Regions from separate parts of the Homo sapiens genome. Here region 1 is linked to region 2. Evidence: chromatin contacts called from ENCODE Hi-C or POLR2A ChIA-PET data. All regions are on one chromosome and are shown on one strand. Each heading gives the region's core, a stretch centred on a gene start or an enhancer-like site at or near the end of the contact. The rest is flanking DNA. Distances are from core to core; before and after follow the strand shown. Region 1 overlaps INTS3 (integrator complex subunit 3). Region 2 has its middle 7.8 kb from the start of MIR8083.

Region 1 (5,322 bases), core at 2,823-5,322, 52 kb after region 2:
TGGTCTTCAGAGGTTGTGGGAAGCTACCTGCCTAGTTTCTACTCTTTCTGATGAGATCCTGACGGGATAGAACTCAGCAGGCTAAGGAAGTTGCTAATGAGGCCCCCTAAGGTATTCCTCCAGGAGTCTGGTCTCACAATAGAGACAGAGTGAAAAAAAAAAAAAAACTAAGGGGGGAAGGGAAGCAATAATCTCACAGAAGAAATTAGCATGCCCTCCCTTACCTCCCCCAGGATTTGGTATGCTAAAGCACCTTTCCTTTTTCAATAAGTGGCAGAAGGAAAGGGCATCACAGAGAAAAGAATAAAGATATTTAGTTCAGCTGGGTATGGTTGCTCATGCCTGTAATTCCAGCTACTGAGGAGGCCGAGGTGGGAGAATCACTTGAGGCCAAGAGTTTCAGCCTAGGGAACATAGTGAGACCTTGTCTCTAGAAAAAACTGTTTTAAAAATTATCTGGGCGTGGTGGTGCATGCCTGTAGTACCAGCTACGCAGAAGTTCGAAGCTGCAATGAGCTATGATCATGCCACTGCACTCCAGCCCAGGCAACAAAGTAAGACCCCAAGTATAAAAAAACTAAAAATTCAAAAAAATATCAGTTTTGGTTCTGTCCTTAACTGTCTAGGGCCCTGCCCTGGATCTTCTTCCCTTACTACTCCCTTTGCTGTATCTGACTGGGTCAGTACTGGTCTAAAAACCTCTTTGGGATCCTTTTTGGCTTGTTCAACCAAACCCATTTTGCAGTGACCTTTTACTGACTGGCAGGTGAAAAGCAGATGGCCTCCACCTGGTTTTGCTCAGCCTGTGGCATCAAACAGTATGACACTTCCTAAGATGGGAAGTGGGGGGGACAGGGATAGTACTAGGAGCCTTGCCCAGCAGGCTTTTCTCTCCCCTGCCCCCGAGACAGAGTTTCGCTCCGTCGCCCAGGCTAGACCCAGGCTAGAGTGCAGTGGCGCGATCTCCGCTCACTGCAAACTCCGCCTCCCGGGCTCACACCATTCTCCTGCCTCAGCCTCCCGAGCAGCAGGGACTACAGGTGCCCGCCACCGTGCCCGGCTAATTTTTTTGTATTTTTAGTAGAGACGGGGTTTCACCGTGTTAGCCAGGATGGTCTCGATCTCCTGACCTCGTGATCCACCCGCCTTGGCCTCCCAAAGTGCTGGGATTACAGGCGTGAGCCACTGCACCTGGCTGCCCAGCAGGCTTTTCTGCCTCATTAAAGGATAACCAGTACCTTTTCCCCACTCTGTGTGACAGAACAAGGGATAGGTTGGGAATGCAGGACCCCTGTGGAAAGAAAGTGTCCAGAATGAAAAGTATTTCATTGCTACTCGGTGTCTTATTGGTGTTATTTAAGTTTAAGGGATTAGAGGGCAAGGGGTCCACTGTGGGTGGGGTGAGGACCTTATCCTCAGCTTGCTGGCTGATCACAAACTTTACTTCTCACAGTGTTACCGGGACTTAGCTCTGGTGAGTCGTGATGGCATGAATATTGTCCTGAATAAAATCAACCAGATACTTATGGAGAAGTACCTGAAGCTGCAGGATACCTGCCGTACTCAGGTAAGGCCAGAAAGAAAAGACAAGATCCAGCTCAAAGAGAGAGGATGGATCTTCTCTCTGTCAGGAACGGGAAAGAGGAATCAGGGCTAACACACCCCTATCATTGTGTGTCTAAATTGTAATGTGCTCCTTTCAGTTGTAATTGAATTAGCTCCCTTCTCAAACTCACAGTTCCTGCTCTTCATCTGTTTTTCCCTCTTTCCTTTAGTTGGTGTGGTTGGTACGGGAACTGGTGAAGAGTGGGGTTCTGGGAGCCGATGGTGTTTGTATGACGTTTATGAAGCAGATTGCAGGTGAGTTTGATGGCAGGAGCATAAAGAAGAAAGGAGGAGAGCCCAGAGACTACATAGAGACAATGGAGAATGATTAAGTGCCAAAGGGATGGAATTCTTGGATTGCTTAGACTGTTTCCTTCTGATACAGACATCTTCTGGCCACATATGTTGTAGAAATAAATTGATTGAAAAATCATGGGGGGCCTTTTAAAGCAGTAAGTCTTGCCTCATTTTCTTTCCTGCTAAACCCAGGGCTTGACAGAATATTTGGCCTATTTTAGCCAGTCTTCACTCTGAGATTTTATAGCATTTCAGAGCAGGAAGAAATGGGGAGAGAAGTGAGGGCAATTAATTTGTTCTCAAGTCCCTGTGCTTTCAGAAACCTAGACATCTTCCCTGGCTCCACCCCCATTATCTGAACGCTTGCTCCCTAATAATTAAGCCCTTTACTGGGGCCAGAATGAGGGACAAACTATGTCACAGAACAGACCCTGACATTTAGGTTTTATTCTCATCTTGGCATCGGTGACATCTGTCTGAGCTATCGCATATTCAAGCGGCTACTCCCAAGATTGCATGTGTTTGTTTAAAAGTGACCTGCTACTACCTCACCATTAGCCCACTGGGACTTGCTTCCTCTTTAAAATTTTATGTAACACTGATGCTCCTGTTTTGATGTGTATGAACCTTAATCTATGTGATATGTGACTTTGTGAACATTGAATTTTTTAATTGAGACCTGGGGCAAGGCATAGTTGTAGCTATTTTTATCCTCTTTCCTGGCACTTCTTCCCTGTTTGGCACTTCCAGCCCCTGCTTCTTATCCCAAGACTGGTATGGCATTGCTGTGTGTTAATTCTGCCCCACAGAGTTTCATAGCAAGCACTAAAGACTGTTACCTGGAAATAAGAAACTCTTGGCCTGTTGGGGGCCTCAGTGCAGGACTCAGGACATCCAGTTGCTAGACTGCAGCTGTTGTCAGCCACCTGTACTTCTCAGGCTCTATCTGAGATATCATCCTTTCTTTCCAACTGTGGGCTTCTTATATCTACTTCTCAGACGTTCATTTTCAAGGGCCAAAATGTTCCCACTCCAACTCACAATCTGTGGGAAAGTAGCAGCTCTGGTTTCTAGAAAAATTCAGAACCTTCCCTTTCCTTCTTTCTGGAGGCAAAGGGTGAAACTTTAAAGCCTGACAGAACAGAAGGCAGTTTATCTCAGCAGTGAAGGGATGGCAGTAATGGGATGGCAGTCAGGGTGGACCAGCAGAATGGGTGAAGAGATGTATTGGATTGGCTGACTTGCTAATCGGAGCTATTCTTTTTTTCCCCTTTTGAAATCAGGTGGAGATGTTACAGCCAAAAATATCTGGTTGGCAGAAAGTGTTCTGGATATCCTGACAGAGCAAAGGTAGCATCCACCACGAAGGGTGGGGTACAGGCCAGATAATGGCCATTAGGAGTGTGGGTGTGGGAAATGGGGATGAAAGGATTGTGTGGCCCAAGAACACCTTAAGTTAGAGAGGGGGAGGCAAGGAGAGGGAGAGACAAGTGTATTGTTGGCAAGTGAAGAAATTAATGCCCAAGGAATGAAGGAATGGGAAAGAGGTCTTTGCCAAAATATCGCATAGCCCAGAAAAACTGGCTTCATCTGATAAGGGTTTATTTTTGATCCAGACCTCCTTGGAATGTTTATCTTAGGGGGAAGTTGGGGAGGAATGAGCTCAGTAGAATTGGGCCAGCCAAACACCCACGCCTGGCAGGTATCCTTTTCTCCCCTGCAAGCTTCTCCATCCAACCCCTGCTCTTTTTGAAGTGGCACAGGGGGCAGTTGGGGTGGAGCAGGTAATAGAGATTAGTGAATCCTGCTGGAGTTTGCATATAGGGTTTGGAGGTTCCAGTGGTAGAGGGTGCATCAGGGGGTACATATTGGGCTTTCTGGCTGATTCTTTCCCTTATCCATCAAAATAAAGGGCCAGAAATTTTATGAGGGCTATTCCACATCTGAACTTGTTTGGAGGTGAGGCTTTCCCCTTGGTTTCAGTCTTCCTCTTGCTTGACTTCTAAGTCTCTTTTCTGATTGAGGACACCATAGTAGTCAAATGATTGAGAGGGCTAATAGTGTCCATACTATCTGTAGTTCAGAAGAATGGACCTCCTCCCAACGTTCACACTTGTGAAAGAGATGGCTGTGTGCTGTGCTCTGCCCAGGTCTGAGAGCCCTGCCCTGTCTGCTGTGCAGTGCCACCTAGTGCTCTGGGCACGGATGTGCAGCCACATCTGGGCCTGGAGCCACTTCTGTTATTGGTGTCATTGCACTAGCACGTGAGATCCTAACAGTCTCTTCTTACCAGATAGGTCTTTGTTCCTTTTTACTGTCCTGGGTCAGGGGGCCTTTCAACTCTTTCTTTCTCTTTATTATGCCATTCCAGGATTCAGGTAATTTCGTTACCTTTGCTAGCAATCTTTCTAAAAAGTGATTTTTCTTATTTTATTCGTGGTACCAAATACGTCCTGTCCCCATACCTTAAAGCTGAATTTCCTGTACAGGCATCAGATAACAGCCAGATAACTGCCCTGTTTTCTACCCTCCAAAAAACTTACATCTTTTGGTGAAAGTCAATACCTAGAAATTTAAAACTGTGTCCTCTCCTACACCCTCCTTCTCACTCCCTTCCAAATGTTTCTAGGGCTGTGGAGTTAAAAGGTAGCAGGTAGGGGAGGAAACGTTCCCCAGTAACCTTGGCTAGTGTATCCATTCTGTGAAAAGAAAAGGCCACAGAGTCTTTTAATTAGGTGGCTTGAGTAGTTTTCCGGAATCAGGATGTGGCCTGCTTGGACTAATTAAACACCATCTCATCTTCCTGCAGTTCCCTGCCTTCCAACAGGGGGGCCAAAGCCATTACAAATTGTTTGCTGGGAGGAGACAGCGTCTCAATTTTGTCACTTAGAGACAGGATTAGAGTTTTAGGAATATCCCCACTGTGTCTTTCTCTCTACTCCTTTTAAAGCAACTGGGAACAAATCTTTCATTACCCCCTTTTCCCTCAGGGATATTCTGAAACTCATGGGAAAAGGAGTTTGCCACCCAAAATCGGGTTCTTTTTTTCAGGTTGTGATTTAGGACAGGTGACTCATTGTGTGGGAGTGGGGACTCGTTGTGTATCAGTGACTAGATAGAGCCAGGGAAAGGTTTGTGGCATGGTGAGCTGCTAATGATAAGCAGACTGAGCTAGCACAGTATGTTCTCAAAACTCCAGGTCCTGAAAGGGTCTTGGCAGTCCCCACATGTTCTTGCACCACACTTAAGAACCACTGACTTAGGGACACTTACCCAGCTTTTCCCCATAGTCTGACCTGGGTAGATACTGTGGTTAATTCTGTCCCTAGTACCTCACATGTTGCTTGGCACATGATAGGCACTCAGTAAATGTTTGAATGAATGAGTCAACAAAGAGAGTTATTTTCTTGGAAGCTAAGT
Region 2 (4,948 bases), core at 1,039-3,538:
ATATGGTGGCACATGCCTGTAGTCCCAGCTACTCAGGAGGCTGAGGGAGGAGAATCGCTTGAACCTGGGAGGCAGAGGTTGTGGTGAGCTGAGATTGCACCACTGTACTCCAGCCTGGGCAACAGAGCGAGACTCTGTCTCAAAAAAAAAAAAAAAAAATACAGAATTAGCCGGGCATAGCGATGCATGCCTGTAATCCCAGGTACTCAGGTGACTGAGGCAGGAGAATTGCTTGAACCCAGGAGGTGGAGGCTTCAGTGAGCCAAGATCTCACCACTGCACTCCAGCCTGGGCCACAGAGCGAGACTATCTTAAAAAAAAAAAAAAAAGGCTAGGTATAGTGGCTCAACCCTGTAATCCCAGCAGCTTGGGAGGCCAAGGTGGGTGGATCACAAGGTCAGGAGTTTGAGATCAGCGTGGCCTACATGGTGAAACCCCATCTCTACTAAAAATACAATAATTAGCCAGGCACGGTGGCTCATGTCTGTAATCCCAGCACTTTGGGAGGCTAAGGCGGGTGGATCACCTGAGGTCAGAAGTTCGAGACCAGCCTGACCAACATGGAGAAACCCCATCTCTACTAAAAATACAAAATTAGCCAGGTGTGGTGGTACATGCCTGTAATCCTAGCTACTAGGGAGGCTGAGGCAGGAGAATCACTTGAACCTGGGAGGCAGAGGTTGCGGTGAGCCGAGATCGCGCCATTGCACTCCAGCCTGGGCAACAAGAGTGAAACTCCATCTCAAAAAAAAAAAAAAAGGTACAATAATTAGCTGGGCGTGGTGGTGGGTGCCTATAATCCCAGCTACCCAGGAGGCTGAGGCAGGAGAATTGCTTGAACCCGAGAGGCAGAAGTTGCAGTGAGCCGAGATTGTGCCATTGCACTCCAGTCTGGGCAACAAGAGCGAAACTCAATCACACACACAAAAAAGTATTAGGGACCTAAAGAGCTTTTGTTTATGTGGATATCTATTGATATTTACCATAGTAGATATTAAAACAAATCCTTATTTATTTATTTTTTAATTTTTTTTTTTTTGAGTCAGAGTCTTGCTCTGTCACCCAGGCTGGAGAGCAGTGGCGCGATCTCCGCTCACTGCAAGCTCCACCTCCTGGGTTCACCCCATTCTCCTGCCTCAGCCTCCCGAGTAGCTGGGACTACAGGCGCCCGCCACCGTGCCCGGCTAATTTTTTTGTATTTTTAGTTGAGACGGGGTTTCACCATGTTAGCTAGGATGGTCTCGATCTCCTGATCTCGTGATCCGCCCATCTCAGCCTCCCAAAGTGCTGGGATTACAGGCGTGAGCCACCGCGCCCAGCCACAAATCCTTATTTATTTATTTATTTATTTATTTTTTTTTTTTTTTTTTTTTTTTGAGACGGAGTCTCGCTCTGTCGCCCAGGCCGGACTGCGGACTGCAGTGGCGCAATCTCGGCTCACTGCAAGCTCCGCTTCCCGGGTTCACGCCATTCTCCTGCCTCAGCCTCCTGAGTAGCTGGGACTACAGGCGCCCGCCACCGCGCCCGGCTAATTTTTTGTATTTTTAGTAGAGACGGGGTTTCACCTTGTTAGCCAGGATGGTCTCGATCTCCTGACCTCATGATCCACCCGCCTCGGCCTCCCAAAGTGCTGGGATTATAGGCGTGAGCCACCGTGCCCGGCCCGACAAATCCTTATTTATTAACTCATGTAAGATAACAATAATAAGCCTATTACATGTTAATAATTGTTGACTGCTTTATCAAGAACATTCTTATGTGAAACCAGCCTTTTCAGTGTGCAGTGGTGAAGAATGCATGCAATACTAATTGGGTGCCACTGCCTTGATTTATGTAAAGCCACAGCAGTTTTACCCCCATTGCTTTTGCACTTCGATGCAATGTGTCAACTCTGTCAAAAAGGCAAATAACGTATTAGAATTATTATGAAAATCGTTTGACCTCATCTATGCCCTGAAAAAATATTTGGGACTCCCAGGATTTGCGGACCACACCTTGAGAACTGTTATGTTACTCAATGGCTGGCATACAGTAGGAATCAGATAATTAGTATGGACTGAATGGAGAGGCCTGGGAGCTGGGGAGGAAGTGGGGGTCGGGTGGGAACATATGGATGCCTTTCAACCCAGGTGAAATTTGGGGATTGTCCACGTGCTCCTCCATTCCCCATGTCAGTGTAGACAAATGTTGAGTCATAGTTTGCAAAATGCCTCTCAGCTGGGCCAGGAGCCCTGGTTTCCCTGCTGGACCCACCCCTCACCCCTCCTTCCCAGGCAGGCAGGCAGGCAGGAATGCGGGGGAGAGGTGGCTGCAGCTCCACCGCCCTCATGGGGGAGGAAAGTGCCAGACATTTCTTCAGGACCATCCATCAAGTGCAGGCAGGCCTCTCCCCTGACCTCCCAGGCCTCTTCCTGGAGTCCACCCTGTGGGACCTGGACGTAGGGTGGCCACTGGGAGCTTGGAGGTCTGGCGTGGCACTGCTCCCTGGTACACGGCTGGCAGTTTGGGATAAAGAAAGGATAAATTGCTCCCCTCCTGTCCAGTGACTCTTGTTTTGTGCTTCCCGCCCACCCTTTTTGGCACCAGTCAGGCTCAATTTATCGGGAGAGGGAGCAGACATGGTCCAGTCCTCTCACCAGCCAAGCCGGGGATGAACAGCACTGGGAAGGCCTAACCAAGAGTGGTTGTCCTGTCAACCACAGCTACTGAACTTCCTGATGGGCCCCGGTGGCCCTGTAGCCTCCCATGCCCCAGTTCCTCCCCACAAGGGGAGCAGACAGCCCCTGAAGAGACTGGCTATGATAAAGAGAGCTGTGAGGCCTAGGAAGTTAGATCAGGGTGGAGCTGGGACAGCTACGGGGACTTGGGCTCTGGGGAGAGGAGCCTTAAATGAGGTGGGGAAGAGGGGCAGGGAGTGGACGACTGAGGAGCTCCAGAAGCACAATTCTAGGAAATTGCCGGTCAGATCCTTCCGAGGCAGCCTGGCTCCACTGCGGGCACCGGGAGGGGAAGGGGCTGTGCGGCGGAGGTGAGGAGGGGCCTAAGGAGTCGATGATTTCAGCGGCCCGAGAACTTTCACTGGAACTAAGGAGATTTCCTTCCGGAGGAAGGCCCCTGAAGCCAGGAAGAACTGGGAAAGCCATTCCTAAGGGGGCACCAGGAGGGTAGCAATAAAGCCCTCCCCACAGGCCGGGGAGACCGTCTTGTGCCAGGAACCTCCGCCCACATGGGAGGGGCAGTCTAGCCTCTCAGTTTCCCGGGCTGTCCCGCCTAGTACGTTTGGGAGGGGTGAGGGCCACAGGGTTTCCCCAGAGTATGGTAAGAATAACAATAATAATTGGCATTCGATTGTGCCTTGCAGTTGACAAAGGCTTTCACATACATTATCTCATCAGCCCACGTAACGCCCCTGGAAGAGTGGGGCGGGCTGAGAAGGCAGCTCAGCAGGCGGGTGGAAGGGCCAGCTGGAGGCTGTGCAGAGGGAACCCCCGCCCAGCCAGCCCCGAACAAGGCCACGGCCTGGAACAAAAATGGAGCTGACAGAAACAGACAAATAACCTCCTCCCTCACCCGCTCTTTTCTCTACGTCAAAGGGTTTGAGTCATTTATCACAGCAGTATATTTAGTAATAATTATTTTTAAAAAAGATTTATACCTTTCAGGACAGATCCGTGGAATCTAATTAAGCAGAGCCCAGTTTTGCAGACTGAAAGTCAATTTTTTAATTAAATTGCAGGAGCTATAAAAATAAATAAATTAACCATTTAAAAAAAAAAAAAGAATGCGGTCCAGGAAGATTTAATCTCTTTGGGTTGGAACGCAAGTAAGATTCCAGGCGAGGTGTTTACCACCAAGATGAAGGGTCGGGATGCGGATGAATTTGGTGTTGCACAAAGACAGGAGAGGACGCTCTGGAGGAAGATGAGACCACGTCCCATGCCTGCTCCCAGACTGCATTCTACCAGGAACAGGGGAGGTGGTGGCAAAAACCTGCTTGACTGTACCTCAAACCATGGTTAGAGAAGCAGTGAGAGAGTCCAGATAGGAAAAGACCCCAGCCATCCACTTCCATACCACATACACTGGCACCAGTGAGTCAGAGGATAGGCTGGTTGCCCTTTAAGAACCTTTCCAAAGGGAAGATTCCATAATCAGGCATATCTGCTCATGACAGTGGCACCCTGTCTGAACTTGATGCAATCATCCCAGTATGACTATCTGTCTTTGGCTTCCAAATGTGGACTACATATGGTATGCCTTGGCTATTGCATGTCCAATGATCAGGTCAGCCCACTAAACTTCAGGCAGGGAAAAACTAGGCCAAAATACCATGCAGATCTCAGTGTTCAAAACTGGCACAATTACACTCCTCTATCAAATGAGAGGCAGTGCAAAGTTGGGTAAGAGGCTGGACTCTGGAGATAGCCTGCCTGGATTTAGATCCCAGCTCTGTCACTCATAATCAATGTAACCTTATGCAAACTACTCAGCTTCTCTCTGCCCTGAGTTTTCTATTCTGTAACTCAGGAATGATCTTAAAACCTACTTCATAGGTTTGTTTTGAGAATTACATGACTTAATAATTCCTGTTACATGCTCAGAACACTGGCAGGTAATAACAATTAGGTAAGTGTTTGTTGGTATGATTAAGAGTCAACAGTATACAAATCATAACGCTAGATTTTTTTTTTTTAATTGAGACAGAGTTTCACTTTGTCTCCTAGGCTGAGCAAGAGTGCAGTGGAGCAATTATAGCTCACTGCAACCTGGAACTCCTGGGGTGAAGTGATCCACCTACCTCAGCCTCCCGAGCAGCTAGGCCTACAGGAGCACACCACCCCCACCAGCTAATTCTTTTTTTTCTGTTTTGGAGATGAAGTCTCACTCCGTCGCCCACGCTGGAGTGCAATGGCATTATCTCAGCTCACTGCAGCCTCCACCTTCCAAG

Evidence for each region. Hi-C counts contacts between places; a loop is a spot of excess contacts on that map. ChIA-PET counts read pairs that join two places held with the same protein, here RNA polymerase II (POLR2A). Pooled maps may share reads with other maps.
Region 1: a loop to region 2 is called in a map of ascending aorta, with 6 times the contacts of the local background. The contact joins two enhancer-like sites. A Hi-C loop is called at or near these places in 35 of 168 maps with a recorded cell type or tissue (G401, K562, Ramos and 25 more) and 10 of 50 pooled maps. POLR2A ChIA-PET finds 5 or more read pairs at or near these places in 18 of 52 experiments (A673, CD4-positive, alpha-beta T cell, GM12878 and 13 more).

Annotation. Positions count from the first base shown.
Region 1 is chr1:153,745,504-153,750,825 of GRCh38, forward strand. It overlaps INTS3 (integrator complex subunit 3), which reads left to right. Exons shown (of 30, transcript NM_023015.5): 4 at 1,454-1,567; 5 at 1,776-1,860; 6 at 3,186-3,252. Among named protein-coding and RNA genes, the nearest start is that of INTS3, 20 kb to the left of the region's middle. RefSeq lists enhancers at 1-11, 12-751. Within about 2 kb of position 4,073, at least 13 of the 41 ENCODE cell types and tissues checked have a DNase peak (open chromatin) inside an H3K27ac peak, as active enhancers do; they include ascending aorta, heart right ventricle, testis and 1 more, where a contact is called at or near this core.
Region 2 is chr1:153,695,112-153,700,059 of GRCh38, forward strand. It overlaps the pseudogene GEMIN2P1. Among named protein-coding and RNA genes, the nearest start is that of MIR8083, 7.8 kb to the left of the region's middle. Within about 2 kb of position 2,289, at least 22 of the 41 ENCODE cell types and tissues checked have a DNase peak (open chromatin) inside an H3K27ac peak, as active enhancers do; they include ascending aorta, heart right ventricle, testis and 1 more, where a contact is called at or near this core.